Regions from separate parts of the Homo sapiens genome. Here region 1 is linked to region 2. Evidence: chromatin contacts called from ENCODE Hi-C or POLR2A ChIA-PET data. All regions are on one chromosome and are shown on one strand. The core of a region is the stretch at or near the end of the contact, and the rest is flanking DNA. Distances in the headings are between cores, read along the strand shown.

Region 1 (6,897 bases), core at 4,127-6,626, 170 kb after region 2:
ATCTCCATAACGTTATTAGGCATTTGTATAGCCCTTTATGACACAGACTCATTATCAAAATCTGCATACTCCTAACTTCCTGGGCACACAGCTAGACTGCATTTCCCAGCAACCTTGCAGTGAGACACGGCCATGTGACTGAGGTCTAGCCAATAGAATGAATGAAAGCATTGGGCACTATTTCCAGGTCTGGCCTGTGAAACACCTCTTATGTGTTTTGTTTCATTGTCTTTCTCTTGCCTCTGTTTAGTGGAGAAAATTCTGAAGTCCTAGAGGTAGATGGGGATGTAAGAAGGAAAGAACCTGGGTCCATAAATGACCTTGACAAGTGTCACCTGCCAACCAAGAACATGTGGTACTAGACTTAGCATGAGTTAGAAATAAAATTCTGTTGTACTAAGTCACTGAGATTTTGGGGTTCATTTATTGCAGTGGAGAGCATTATTTTGCTAATAGACGCTTTACAATTCCAAATAGCTTGGCTATCTTTTATATCATTCAATATTTTAAAAATCCAGTCAGAGTCAATGGATGCTTAAGGTGTGAGAAGTGTGAAGGCAAACAACTGAATCGTCTGGGTGATGCACTGCTGCAGGGCCACACATTTATTACTTCAAGTTAATGGGCTTTGTTTCTCCACCTGTAATTTCATGGCATTGAACTAGATGGTCTCTAAGATTCCTTCCAATGCTGAACTTCCATGAGTCAGATGTTAAAAATATGAATTGCTGGCTGGGCGCAGTGGCCAGTAATCCCAGCACTTTGGGAGGCCAAGGCAGCCAGATCACGAGGTCAGGAGATCGAGACCATCCTGGCTAACATGGTGAAACCCTGTCTCTACTCAAAAAAATACAAAAAATTAGCCGGGCGTGGTGGAGGGCACCTGTAGTCCCAGCTACTGGGGAGGCTGAGGCAGGAGAATGGCCTGAACCTGGGAGGCGGAGCTTGCAGTGAGCCGAGATTGTGCCACTGTACTCCAGCCTTGGTGACAGAGCGAGACTCCGCCTCAAAAAAAAAAATATATGAATTGCTGTGTTTAGAAACTGTGATCTCTTGACTATGAGCTTCTCAAAGGCAAGAACTCTTGCTCAGTCATGTTTATATGTTTAGTATGTAATATCTGAGATGCTCAAAAATGTTAAATTGTATTAGAATTTTCTGTTGAGAAACTTAAAGAATTTACGAATGTTCTGATTTATCCCAATAATTTCTTAATCTAATTTAGAGCATGGTGTTAAATGATTAAACTTCTCATGAATATTTTCATTATGCATTGCTGAGTTCGATGGGCTATTTTATATTCATTTACATAGAAATCTTTGAAGAATGATTTTATAATAATACTGAAAGACTTTTTTGATGAAAGGTAATGCCAGCAGTAATTGGTATTCTGATGGCTTCATTTATGGTTCCATAGTCCTTGTACCCCAGTTTTCTCAACCCTAAGTAGGAATTACACTCTTATAATATTAAAATAATAAATATTATAAGAATTATAAGATATTAATATAATATTTAATTAATATAAGAATGTAATCCTACTTAGAGTTGAGAAAATTGGGGTACAAGAATATTCAGAATTTTCTTTTTCAAATGTTTCTAACCTGAGGTCTATAAAAGCAGCGTCAGAGGAAACTATGAGCCATTTAAAAAGTTTGAAAAGGCCCAAGGGAAGTTGTACAATAATATGAGGCAGTCTGTGACACTTCCATGAAAAATGCCTTCAGATTTTTGAAAAAGATATAGAAATTTTTCTATACATCTGTATAGCGTGGGAACATTGATCATTTCATCCTGCTCATTGAAAACATCAGATTAGTAACCAAATATGTCTTTGATGATTAAAAACCAGTCAATGAATGCTATTACTTCATAAAAGTGGCTTGGCAGGTAAGATGTTTGAAAGCACGGGGTTCAAGGGACGTGTGTGTTGGGAGAAAATAAGAGGATCTTGGCAAAAAAAAAAAATGTTGAAAATCACAATTTGACACCAAGCAAGTAAAATGAAATTGAATTAAGGGAAGCCAGTGCTTTTAAACACATTTTATTGGCAGTAGTGGGAAGGTATGTTTCCCCTCCCATTTTCTGCTATGACTTCCTACATGATGTGATTGTATCATGCTAAGTCCTCCATCCTGCAGGACGCTAGGCATTCAGGAAAATACTGTGTGGTGTGGTCCCTTGCCTTGTCTGGCCTAGGAACTGATGCCTGTTAAAAAATTAAGCAACAATAATAATCATAGCAACAAATGTTTAAAGATGCTTATTTTATCAGGGATTGCAGAAAGGAAGAGATTGTATGAAAAACTATCTACTTCCTTTTGCCCGAATTGTTTGCTTCAAATCTTATGTTTAGATTACTGCTTCATTAAAAATATCTTTCCTGGCCGGGTGCTGTGGCTCACGCCTGTAGTCCCAGCACTTTGGGAGGCTGAGGCAGGTGGATCACGAGGTCAGGAGATCGAGACCATCCTGGCTAATACCGTGAAACCTCGTCTCTACTAAAAAATACAAAAAAACTAGCTGGGCATGGTGGCAGGCACCTGTAATCCCAGCTACTCGGGAGGTTGAGGCAGGAGAATGGCTTGAACCCAGGAGACGGAGCTTGCAGTGAGCCGAGATTGCGCCACTGCACTCCAGCCTGGGCGACAGAGTAAGACTCTGTCTCAAAAAAAAACAAAAAACAAAAAAAAATTTCCATAAAGAATAACAAATAAATTTTTTGTCTCTCTCTCTCTCTCTCTTTTTTTTTTTTTTTTTTTTAAAAAGAAAAGTCCTTAGCTGTACGGAAAATTCTTTTAGAAAATTCTAGCTAGGGTGCTAAATTTGTATGTGACACTAGTGAGAAGACATGAATTATGGGAATGGGCTAAGCAAAGCTATAGACATTTAAGGTTAGCTGCAAAACAAACTTCTTAAAAAAGTACAAACACTCATTTACATTTGTTTTTTTTTTCCATTGTAGGATCGTAATTCTGTTGGCTGTTTTCTCCACAGTAAATTAAGTTAGTGAGTATCTACTATGTGCCAGGTACTCCCTCATAATGGCTGTTGTATGTTGTGCCCCAGTGCTCCAGACTCTATGTTAAGTGATTTATATAAATCTTACATCCTCACCACAATCCTTTGAGAAAAGTTCAGCATTTTCAGCATTGGGATTTTTAAGATTTCCCCAAGTGAGTTAAACATGTAGATCAGGCTGAGAACAATAACCCTATGGGGACTGCTCACCAGAGTGCTATATTCTCTTCAGACCCCAAAATGGAAGTCCTCTCATTTATTTAAAAAAATTAAAAATAATAAGTATATAAATACCTCTTCCCATAACCAAAAGTACCACACATCTAAAGACAATACATTAAAGCAGCATAGAATAGCATTCTAAGCTCGGGCGTGGTGGCTCATGCCTGTAATTCCAGCACTTTGAGAAGCCGAGGTGGGCGGATTGCTTGAGCCCAGGAGTTTAAGACCAGCCTGGTCAACATGGTGAGACCCTGTCTCTGCAAAAAATAATAATAATAAAAACATTTAGCTGAGTGTGGTGGTGTGTGCCAGTGGTTCCAGCTACTCACAAGGCTAAGATGGGAGGATTAACTGAGTCTGGGAGGTCTCCTTGGGAGGAGGAGGTCACTGTCTCCATGGCAGTAAGCTGTGATCACACCACTGCCTGGGTGACAGAGTGTGAGACCCTGTCTCAAAAAACAAAAACAAAAAAATAGGATTTTAAACTCGATGCCTATCAAATCATTTGTGGGACAGAGAAACAAGTTTCCTCATGACTGTTCCATTACTTCAATGAAAAATGCTGGCCTTGGAGTGCAGGCCTGAAGGACTTTGTGATCATTTGAGCTGGAGAGTTTGCTGTTCTGATGAGCCATTTGGGTAAGTGAAGATGCTGATGTTCACTGGTCAAATGCATGGTTTCAGGAACCATGAGTTTGTCATTTGTGGGCAAAAGTAACAACAGACACCTACACAGTCCTCAGGAGTAGAGCATCACTAATTACATTTCAATTTGCCCACCCTAGGTCAGGTTAGGCCTAGATTAAAGGGTAATATTTTAGATTTTTTTGTAGGTACTCAGATGGCCAAACTAACATTTTCTGTGGAAAAAACAAAACCCTCTACATCAGTGATTCTCAAACTTCTGTGTGCATCAGAATCACCTGGAGAGCTAATTAGGCACAAGAAAAGCCAAGGCACTTGTCATTAGGTAAGATGGTTGGATAGAACTTTTTTCTTTTTAAGCTAAATTTCCCAGTGATTCTGATCCCACCACCAAGTTTGAGAACAACAGCTCTTTCCTTAACACCAGATGCGTAGCGGAATCACTTGAGGAGTTAAAAAAACAAAGCTACCAGAGGTTTCACCTTACACCAATTAATTGGAATCTCTAGGGGTGGGGCCCAGACACTGGTATTTTTTAACAGATCTCCAGCTGATGTGTAATAGGCAGCAGGGTTGAGAACCACTGTGTCCCACTGGGTTGTACTTTAGAATTACCTGGACAGTTTTAAAAGAATGCTGAGTCTTGGGCCCCCACCTGGAGATTACTATTAAACTGGTCTAGGATGGCATGGACATCAGGACTTTAAAAAGCTCCTAGAGTGGCCAGGTGTGGTGGCTCATGCCTGTAATCCCAGCACTTTGGGAGGCTAAGGGGGATGGATCAGCTGATCCCAGGAGTTTGAGACCAGCCTGGGCAACATGGCAAGACCCCATCTCTACAAAAAATACAAAAATTAGCTAGGTGTGGTGGTGAGTTCCTGTAGTCCCAGCTACTCGGGAGGCTGAGATGGGGGAATCACACGAGCCTGGAAGGTGGAGGTTGCAGTGAGCTGAGATCATTCCACCGCACTCCAGCCTGGGCCACAGAGTGAGACCCTGTCTCAAAAAGAAAGCTCCCAGAGGGATTCTAATATGCAGCCAAGTTTGAGCAGGACAAACTTAGGTCCTCTTTCAAAGAGAGGGATCAAATTTCTGGTCACCTGGCTGTCATTTTGGAAACTGAAGTTGTTCTAGAAGCAATTGTCCGAATCTCTAGGAGTTTTGAGGGAGGTTTTTGCTAATCTGACTAAATTTGCTGAGATTTTATTAATTTGGTCTCAGCTTACTAAAAAGGAGAAGAAAGAATGCTTAATACATCTTCCTTGGAAATGCAGCATGAAAAAGACAAAGAACTTCAGTCAAGGTTAAACAAAAGAAAAAAAAAAAAAGAAAGAAACATAATCACCATTTGAAGCCATTTAACCCACAGTTTCCCAGTCTTTGGGAACTGATGGTCCAAATACTGAACAGTCTGCTGTGGCGGCCCTGGGCAAGACACTTCACCACATTGGCTTCAGCCTGCTAATGTGTGAACCATGGCTTAGAGAAAATGACTCAGTTCAGTTACAGAACCAAGACAAGAAAGCATCTGCACTCTGCAGGCTTGGGGAACTGGCATTCCACACTAGTTTCCTTTTTACAACACAGCCAGATTCCAGAGCGAGAATGTCATCATAGCCAAGACTTGAAAGAAAAGCAAAGATGGATAAAACAAGCGCCTGGGACTTTTCAGATGGCAATGGTGGCAGGTGGTGGTGCCGTATAAAAATAACTCTTGGCTCATTGCAAACAAAATAACACCATATAGTCATTAGAAACCAAATTCTGGTTGGGAAAATTGTTTTCTTTTGAAGGGATTTGCACCTATATATGTGCAACTGCTGTGGACTTTAGTGGCATTTAGGAGACTAGAGAGGAAGATACATCCCCACATAACAGAACCTTGTTAAGTTATAGCTGTTATTTGTGACTGTTAGGAAAAAAGTTAGGTAGAGATGTGCTGGACAGCTCTTGGTTACAGCAGGGCTTGCAGGAGACTGAGATGAGTTTAGCAGAGTGGTGATGGTGGGGATAATGGGGATGATGATGTGGGAGGCAATGATCATAGTGGAGGTTGGTGTGATGATGATTGTGGTTGGGGTATGAGAAGAAGCCAGCTTTGTAAAGGGTGCCTTCTGTAAAGGGTGACTTCTAGGAAGAATACAGGGGTTGCTGAGAAAGAATTTTTTTTTCACTCTTCTGCTCCCACCTTCTACTCTCTATAAAGTCTTGTCCTTTTGACATTTCAACTTCCTGATTACCTAGCTGCTCAAATTTGGAAACTGAAGTTGTTCTAGAAGTAATTGTCTAAGAGTTGCTGGGAGATTTGAGGGAAGGTTTTCGCTAGTCTGTCTGGATTTGGTGAGATTTTGTTAATCTGGTCTCTTTCAGAAAGCTCCCTACTTTTCTGTAGTAAGTTTCTCTTCCAAGAGAAGCTCAGGAAGTTAAACAGGAGGGATGAAAGGAGGACAGAGACAGTCAGAGCACAAGAGGACCAGTCCTTCTTCATGTAGCCTATAGGGCATCTTTTACCCAGTCATACCACATGAAGAGTTACCGTTCTTTGTTTCATGAGGAAAAAAGGAGCATTTGCTCTTGTTTTAAAGAAAAAGGTGATGTATTAGCTGCACAGAAATTCTTCCTGGTGGTCTCTTGATTTGCCCCTTATTATGGCAGAAACTAGAGAAACTCGTGAACTGAGGTGCTGGTCTCCTCTCTTCCCTAGTCTGGATGGAAGCCATGGAGTGATTTTCATCCTCTTCTACCAATTTGTGTGTGACAGGAAAAAAAAGTAAGATGACAAATATTTATGGTTTTCCCTTCCTTTGCTTTCCAAGGTAAGTGAGGTCCCAAGGAAGATCTGTTTATTTTGCTGAGTGGGGTTTTAAAAGGAAATACATATCGAGGAAGTGGAGAGAAGAGGCTCACAGTCTTGAAGGTGGAGGTAGTAGTGGGGAGAAGAGGGAGGGGAGCGAAGGGTCCAGATTCCTGACTGCAGCGGGGAGGGGAGGCAGTGTGTACAGCCGACTC
Region 2 (7,239 bases), core at 1,700-4,199:
AAGCCCTTTTATTGCAGACAAAAAAGGACTAAATTAGAATTTCCAGATAAAATATAGGATGCCCAGTTAAATTTGAATTTCAGACAAACAACAAATCGTTTTTTTTTTTAGAATAAATGTTCCACGTAATACTTGGGACATAGTTACATTAAAATGTTTTCATTGTTTATCTGAGTTCAGATTTAGCAAGGTATCCTGTATTTTTATTTGCTAAGTCTGGCAACTGCAGCCCGCTAAACTCTTTCTTCTTAAGATTTATTTATCTTTATATTGGCAATGCCTGGCATATAGTAGAAACTCCATAAAAATTAAGCCTCTGAGATAACAATGGTAAATCACTGAAAGATCATCTGAAATGTAAAGCCAATAAAGGCTGAGGGTTGTGCATTCTTTCAATGGTTTTAATTTGCCGTGATTAAAGATACTTCGAGTTTCTGTTTTTCTACAGATCATCTCAGATTATCTGTCGATTCAGATAATCTTAAAAAATTCCAATAATGCTCATATCTTCCAATATCACCTGGGGACTAAAGGATTCTACATTTATTCTACAGATAATGGACACTTAATTGTTTTATTTTATCCTTTAAATTTGTATTTTTTGCCATGAACACTCTACCACTGGAGAAGCTTAATCCTTTTAATGCTTCCAATTTAAAAGTTGTATACATTTTTTTAAAAATGGAAATCTTTAAAAAATATGACCCTTAATTTTCTGCTTCTTAAGCAGCATCAGACAAATTGGTAGACTTTATTTTTTATTATTTATTTTTAGAGACAGGGTCCCACTCTGTCACCCATCTGGAGTGCAGTGGTGCAATCATAGCTCACTACAGCCTTGAACTCTTCTGCCCTTTTGCCTCAGCCTCCCTAACTGTTGAAATTACAGGTGTGTGAGCCCAGCCAAGTTGGCTGACTTTAGATCAAAATTTATGATCTTTCTCCTTGCCTAATCTCCTGCCATAATCTTTGGTGATTTTGATGTTCCTCCTGGTGGCTCTTCTTAACACCTGAAGCCCCAGCTCTATGTCTCCTGTCCCTATGCCCTCCATGGCATCAATCTCATCATCACTTGAAATGGAACCACTCCCAGGATCTAAAACTTGGAATTGTCCTCTTAACCATGGCCTATTTTCCCCTTCTGTCATGTCCTCACTTCTGCTGGCTATTCTTTGCATTCACATTGTAACTTCTTGACTTTTGGCCCTTTCCTGTGTACTAGCTCATTACCTTTCCTGCCACTGTGCCAAGTCAGCCATTCATTGATGACACAGTGCCCAGGCCTGGCTATCTCACTTGTGACTTTGCTGGAGAAAGGCATGAGACTAGAGAGTGGTTACACCACACAGGCTTGCTTTTGATGCTTAGGGAGAATTTACTGGTGTCTAGTGGTCTTTCATAAGCACTTGATGCCATATTGATTTATTCTCAGTGAATTTTCCAAACCTTTTCTAATTTCTGTAACCATCAATCAAAACTTTGTCCTGACCCTCCTTTGTCTACCTTCTCCCTCCAATACCTATTACTCCCCGGCATCAGCTACTACTTCTAAGCAGATGACCCTTATATTTCTGTCACTGGTTTCAACCTCTCTGCCAAGATGCAAATTCATTTCTGCCATCTTTCTATTTTTATTCCTCAAATCAGCTACTTCTCTTTACTTCCCAATTTCTGTTAATGGAGGTGTTTAATGGGCATCACTTTCAGGGTGTAAACCAAGAGTTATTTTTATAACTTATTGTTTCTTTTAACTTCTGAACAAGTAAGTGGTCCATCTTCTGCCAGGGGGTAGAGGAGGCTGATAACTCCTCTACTCATTCTCAGATAATAGAAAGCTTGTCACAAGACACAGTCTTGTTACAGAAATTAGAATGTCCAGTCTAAGACCTTAACATATCAGTTTTCATTAAGCACTTCTTTGTCCGACGAGGGCTAGCTGTAGGGGCCAGGGGAGCATTCCTTTGGGGGTAAGGGTATGATCAGCTTCTACTTTTCTCTCACCGCCTCCTAGACTCCCCAGCTGCAGCTCCTGAATCCACCAACACTGAAGAGACTAGAAATACGTAAGGAAAGGTACATTTTCACTTAATAGACATTACCATGAGATGGCTTCATGCTTTCTGGGCTGGGCGGATGTTTACATTTGGCTCTTTTTTTTGTGGGCACTGCTGTGGGCTCTTTGCAAATCCCATTCTGGCACCTCTATGACCCCTAGGAGGTGAATGATGCCTCTCCATCAATGGCAGCTGCTGATACCCAAGGATATTCTGACACCAAGGTATTAATACATTCTCCAGGCTATTATTGCTGGGCTCCCCTGGCCTGGAAGGCCATTCTCTAGGGCAAAATCCCTTTTATAATAGCCCCAGGCTCATGTTCCTGCTGCAGGTTCCACATCTGATCCCCAGGATCCCATGTCTTTGATATGAGGAAAGTTTAATTACTACCCAGCTATGGCTCTTTAGTCTGTAGCCAAAGAATGCTCTAGTTTTCTCAGGCAGACTCTGAACCATGTCAAAGTGTCTGAGCAGTGCCTACAAAGGCCCTGTTACTGGGTTAGGCTGAAGGGAAAGTTTCTCTTATACCTTCCCTTAGATGGCTGGCTACTACTCACAGCAAGGCTTCTTCGAAATACATTCTCACAAATTTTTCTCAGATTTCAACTCTCTTGAGTCTTTTATGTCCTTGAACTGAATGAGGATCCCCAAGAGGTGTATAACTGATTCTCCAGCATTTCACTTGAAAATTTGCATTTCCTATCAGCTAAATTAATTTGTGTTTGTATTTAGCTGGTCTGTCTCACACATCTCTGTTGGTATCTAGTTTCTCTCATATCTTGGGGCCTCAATCAAAACTTCTAATTTAACATCTGGTTTCACATGCCTTCCTCTGCCATGCTGGTTTGAACTCTGACTCATCTTTGAGTCATCCTTCTTTCTTAACTCCTACATCCAGTTAGTTAATAAATTCTACTGATTTTTATGTTTCAAACCCTCCTTTTCTCTCTCACTGCCAGCACTCTGCTTCAGACTTTCATTATCCCTTGTACATTGGCTTAGTGGCAAGGTGATGGTATGACTAGGTGAGTAAGTGTTTGTGCTCTGGATCCAGTTTGGCTGGGTTTGAATCCAGCTACACCACGTGTGTGTGTGTGTGTGTGTGTGTGTGTGTGTGTGTGTGAGGGAGATAGAGAGAGAGAGAGACGGAGTTTTGCCCTTGTTGCCCAGGCTGGAGTGCAACGGCGCAATCTCAGCTAACTGCAACCTCTGCCTCCCAGGTTCAAGTGATTCTCCTGCCTCAGCCTCCCAAGTAGCTGAGATTACAGGCATGTGCCACCATACTTGGCTAATTTTGTATTTTTAGTAGAGATGGGATTTCTCCATGGTGGTCAGGCTGGTCTCAAACTCCTGACCTCAGGTGATCCACCCACCTCAGCCTCCCAAACTGTTGGGATTACAGGTGTGAGCCACCGCACCTGGCCTAAACCACTTATTAGCTTTGCAATCTTGGCTAAAGTTATTGAATTTCTCTAAGCTTCAGTTTTGTCTGCAAAATGAGGATAATAATTTTTTCATAGGAATGTGTAAGAGTTGCATGTAGTAATAAAAGTAGAATCCCTTGAACATCACAAAATAATGTTGGAAATATGATCCCTATCATAATTATTTTTGAATTGTTTTCTCCATGTTTAGTCTTATTCCTTCAATCCAATGCAGACACTACTATCTGTGGTGGAATGTTTGCAAAATCGCCAGTGAAATTCCACTCCCTGTCCCTAAGGCTTTGTAGTTCTCTCCCACACTGATTCTGTTCTTGGCTATTTAATTTGCTATGGCCAATGAGACAATAGCAAATGTGCCACAGGCAGAGGCTTGAGATGGATTTCCACATAGGAGCTTGCCTTCTTTCACTGCTGGGACTCCTGGTACCATGGGAAAAACCTGGCTGATCTATTGGAGGCACATAGTTCATTGGACATTCACCACCATCTGACTGCCAGCACCAACTGCTGTATATGCCAGCTAAGCCTATCTAGACTAGTCAGCATCTGCAATCAAATGCAGCTGTATAAGCCTAGGCAAGAGCAGTAGAATTGCCCAACTGAGTGTTGTCCAAATTGCCAACTCACTGAATTTAGAGTTAATAAATTATTCTTGTTTTTTTTTTTTTTTTTTTTTTTTTTGAGACGGAGTCTCGCTCTGTGGCCCAGGCTGGAGTGCAGTGGCGCAATCTCGGCTCACTGCAAGCTCCGCCTCCCGGGTTCACGCCATTCTCCTGCCTCAGCCTCCCGAGTAGCTGGGACTACAGGCGCCCGCCATCACGCCCGGCTAATTTTTTTGTATTTTTAGTAGAGACGGGGTTTCACCGTGTTAGCCAGGATGGTCTCGATCTCCTGACCTCGTGATATTCTTGTTTTAAGTCACTGTCTTTTGGAGCAGTTTGTTATATAGCAATGGCTAACTGATACACTACTGCATTAATTATATTAAAGAACAGCTCTAATCACATTGTCCTCCTGCTCAGGTGACCATCCTCATTTGCATGGAATAGTCTTGGTTTACATCTGCTGTCCTAGATGGTAATTGATAATGCCATCTTTGACCCTCAACATTGCTAGTTTGGAGGGCAAAATCAGTGGTCACCCTGCTTCTGCTCAAAATCATTATTATTTCCTGTTGTTTTAAATAAACTCTTTGGCTTAGTGTTCAAGAACTTCCATGAGCTGGTTTAAACATATCTTTCAAAAAGAGTCTTCCCCTGCCCCATTCCAAGCTTCAGACAAACTGGGCTGTGGCTGAATCTCCAAAATACAACCTTCACTTTCTGCTCCTGCATCTAGTCTCTTCCTTATGTTTCTTCCTATGTTGTTGTTTTCATCCATCTTAAACTCCTACTCCATCTTCGAAGCTCCTGGCCAAACACTGTTTCCATTATATCTGTCCGTTTCCCTCAACTGGATGTTGGGCAGCTGATGGAACCTCATCCCTAGTTCCCTCTCCCAAGCCATCTACAGTGGCGGTGACAATGAACCTCATCTTATAATACCTTCAGCAGTATATCCTATCCTTAGGTAGTTTTAATCACCTTAAGTAGAACAACAGCAGCCATAGACAATATGTAATTTGCCAGATTCTTGAGGACAGGGATTGCATCTTGCCCATTTTGTAATTTCCTATAGTGCCTGGTGTAGTGCCGTGAGTCTAGGAGGTGATCCACAAGTGTTTATCGAGTTGTTTGAAGGCTTAAAGACTGAGGCAAATGCCAATTGCCATGTTCTTTATACACTGTCTTTGACTGGGTTCCTTGGAAACAGACACTGAAGTGGGTAGTTGCTTGCAGAATGATTGCTTTTGGGAGATACACCTGAAAGGAAGTGAGGATGACAGGATTGAGCAGAGGGAGAAGCTGATACAAACATGGTTGTAACCAGGGCTTCAGTCAGTCCTTTGGGAGCTCTGGAGCAGGCTTGGCCCTTCAGAGTTGTTTGCCATTGAGGCAAGGGGGTTTCCAAAGCCCACTTATTTGACAGTTCAATCACAGGGACTCCTTTTCAAGCTTTTAAGTCTTCTTCCTCAATATCAGACCAACAGTGGCCACTGCCTATTAAGGTCAGCATGCCCAGTTTAAGGATCTCTTTCCCCTACCACCTGTTTTTGCTTCCAATCTACTGTGTGAAAAATATGATTTCTTATTTTCTTAAAATTTAGACTAAATTTTTAATTTAAACTTTTTATGTAAAGGCCAAATAGTAAATCTTTAAGGCTCTGCAGGCCATGCAGTTTCTCTCTTGACTACCCAACTTTGCTGTTGTAGTGGAACAGCAATCACAGACAATATGGAAACAAATGAGCAACTGTGTTTCAATAAAACCTTATTTACAAAAGCAGGTTGCAGGCTGGGTTTGTCTACAGGCCCTTGTTTGCTGATCCCTGGTCTAAATTAAGACTAAATTCATTCAAAGTAGAAATTTAAAGAATTTTCTCATAAAGGGCTGTGGGTTAAAACATGGAGTTTGGGATTAAATTTTTGATTTTGCAGAGGGGTTGAGGGTCTACCTTCTGTGGTTCTGTCTTTGTTTTGAATAGTTAAGATTCCTGATTAAGTCACTTACCTCTAAGGAAGAAACATAATTCTCTAATTATGTTTGATATTTTGTGTTTCTGCTTTCTTTGATAAGAATGTTTCATAAAAAAGTTTTTTCCCCCAACAACAGTTATTTAAAATTATCCACAGGGTAACGTTAGAGTATATTTGCAACCTGAATGTGAGAAAAAATGATTGTAATAATTTGTATTCAAGGTTGGCTCTCACTTTCCATTTTTTATCCTTTTATGACAACTCCAATTTCTTTATTTGTAAAAATAAGCTTCATAGTTGGAATAATTCTTAGGGAAAGAAAATCAATTGATTAAATAATTCCATGTCTTAAATCGGGTTACTGAAATGAAAGTTGTACCTGCTGTAATGGGAAAAAATGGTCATTTCCCAGTGGGCTTCAGTGATGTGTTGGAAGGAAGAGTGTGGAGTGTAAGCAAGCAAATGATCATGGTTGATTGTAGGTAAACAGAATCCTCATGGAAAAGTACATTCACGATTCTTTCCATTATGTGAAAAATAATACTAGTTAAAAAAAATCAATAGCTTATACTATGTATGTGGCCACCCTGAAAGGTCACATAAGCAGAATTTTGATATCCTTGGCATTACTTTCCAAGGTGACTTTGCATTTCACAGGTTTGAAACATTCTAAGACTTCACTTCTGCACAGCTTGGAAAAATAATTTCCAGGTCTTTTTTGAGTTGTGCATCTTATCAAGTGATTGTGCTATCCCCAACCATCTCCCTTCTTCTATTATGTTGTGAAATTTAAAATGAGTTAAAACATTTGTTAAGAAGACTCTGGTGTGTCACTGGACCAATGTATTTTTTAAATTTATTATTCTTTTTTATTATACTTTAAGTTTTAGTGTACATGAGCACAATGTGCGGGTTTTTTACATATGTATACATGTGCCATGTTGGTGTGCTGCACCCATTAACTCTTCATTTAACATTAGGTATAAGGACCAAGATTTTGTGGTTTACCTCTTGGTATGCTACAGGAAGTAATCCTTTTGTGTTTCTCAAAAGAGGTTACCTAGAGCAGCGATTCTGAAGCTTTTGGGTCTCAAGAACTCTTTGTAATCTTAAAAATTGTTGAGAATTCCAAATAATTTTTGTTTATGTGAGTTGTAGCTA

The links. Hi-C counts contacts between places; a loop is a spot of excess contacts on that map. ChIA-PET counts read pairs that join two places held with the same protein, here RNA polymerase II (POLR2A). Pooled maps may share reads with other maps.
Region 1: a map of IMR-90 shows a loop between it and region 2 (3-fold over the local background). The contact joins two enhancer-like sites. A Hi-C loop is called at or near these places in 2 of 168 maps with a recorded cell type or tissue (IMR-90 and PC-9) and 1 of 50 pooled maps. POLR2A ChIA-PET finds 5 or more read pairs at or near these places in 1 of 52 experiments (OCI-LY7).

Annotation. Positions count from the first base shown.
Region 1 is chr3:24,215,600-24,222,496 of GRCh38, forward strand. The region is part of intron 4 of THRB (thyroid hormone receptor beta); the gene reads right to left. Among named protein-coding and RNA genes, the nearest start is that of THRB-AS2, 68 kb to the left of the region's middle. Within about 2 kb of position 5,377, at least 8 of the 41 ENCODE cell types and tissues checked have a DNase peak (open chromatin) inside an H3K27ac peak, as active enhancers do; they include PC-9, where a contact is called at or near this core.
Region 2 is chr3:24,045,147-24,052,385 of GRCh38, forward strand. No RefSeq gene overlaps it. Among named protein-coding and RNA genes, the nearest start is that of LINC00691, 54 kb to the right of the region's middle. Within about 2 kb of position 2,950, at least 6 of the 41 ENCODE cell types and tissues checked have a DNase peak (open chromatin) inside an H3K27ac peak, as active enhancers do; they include PC-9, where a contact is called at or near this core.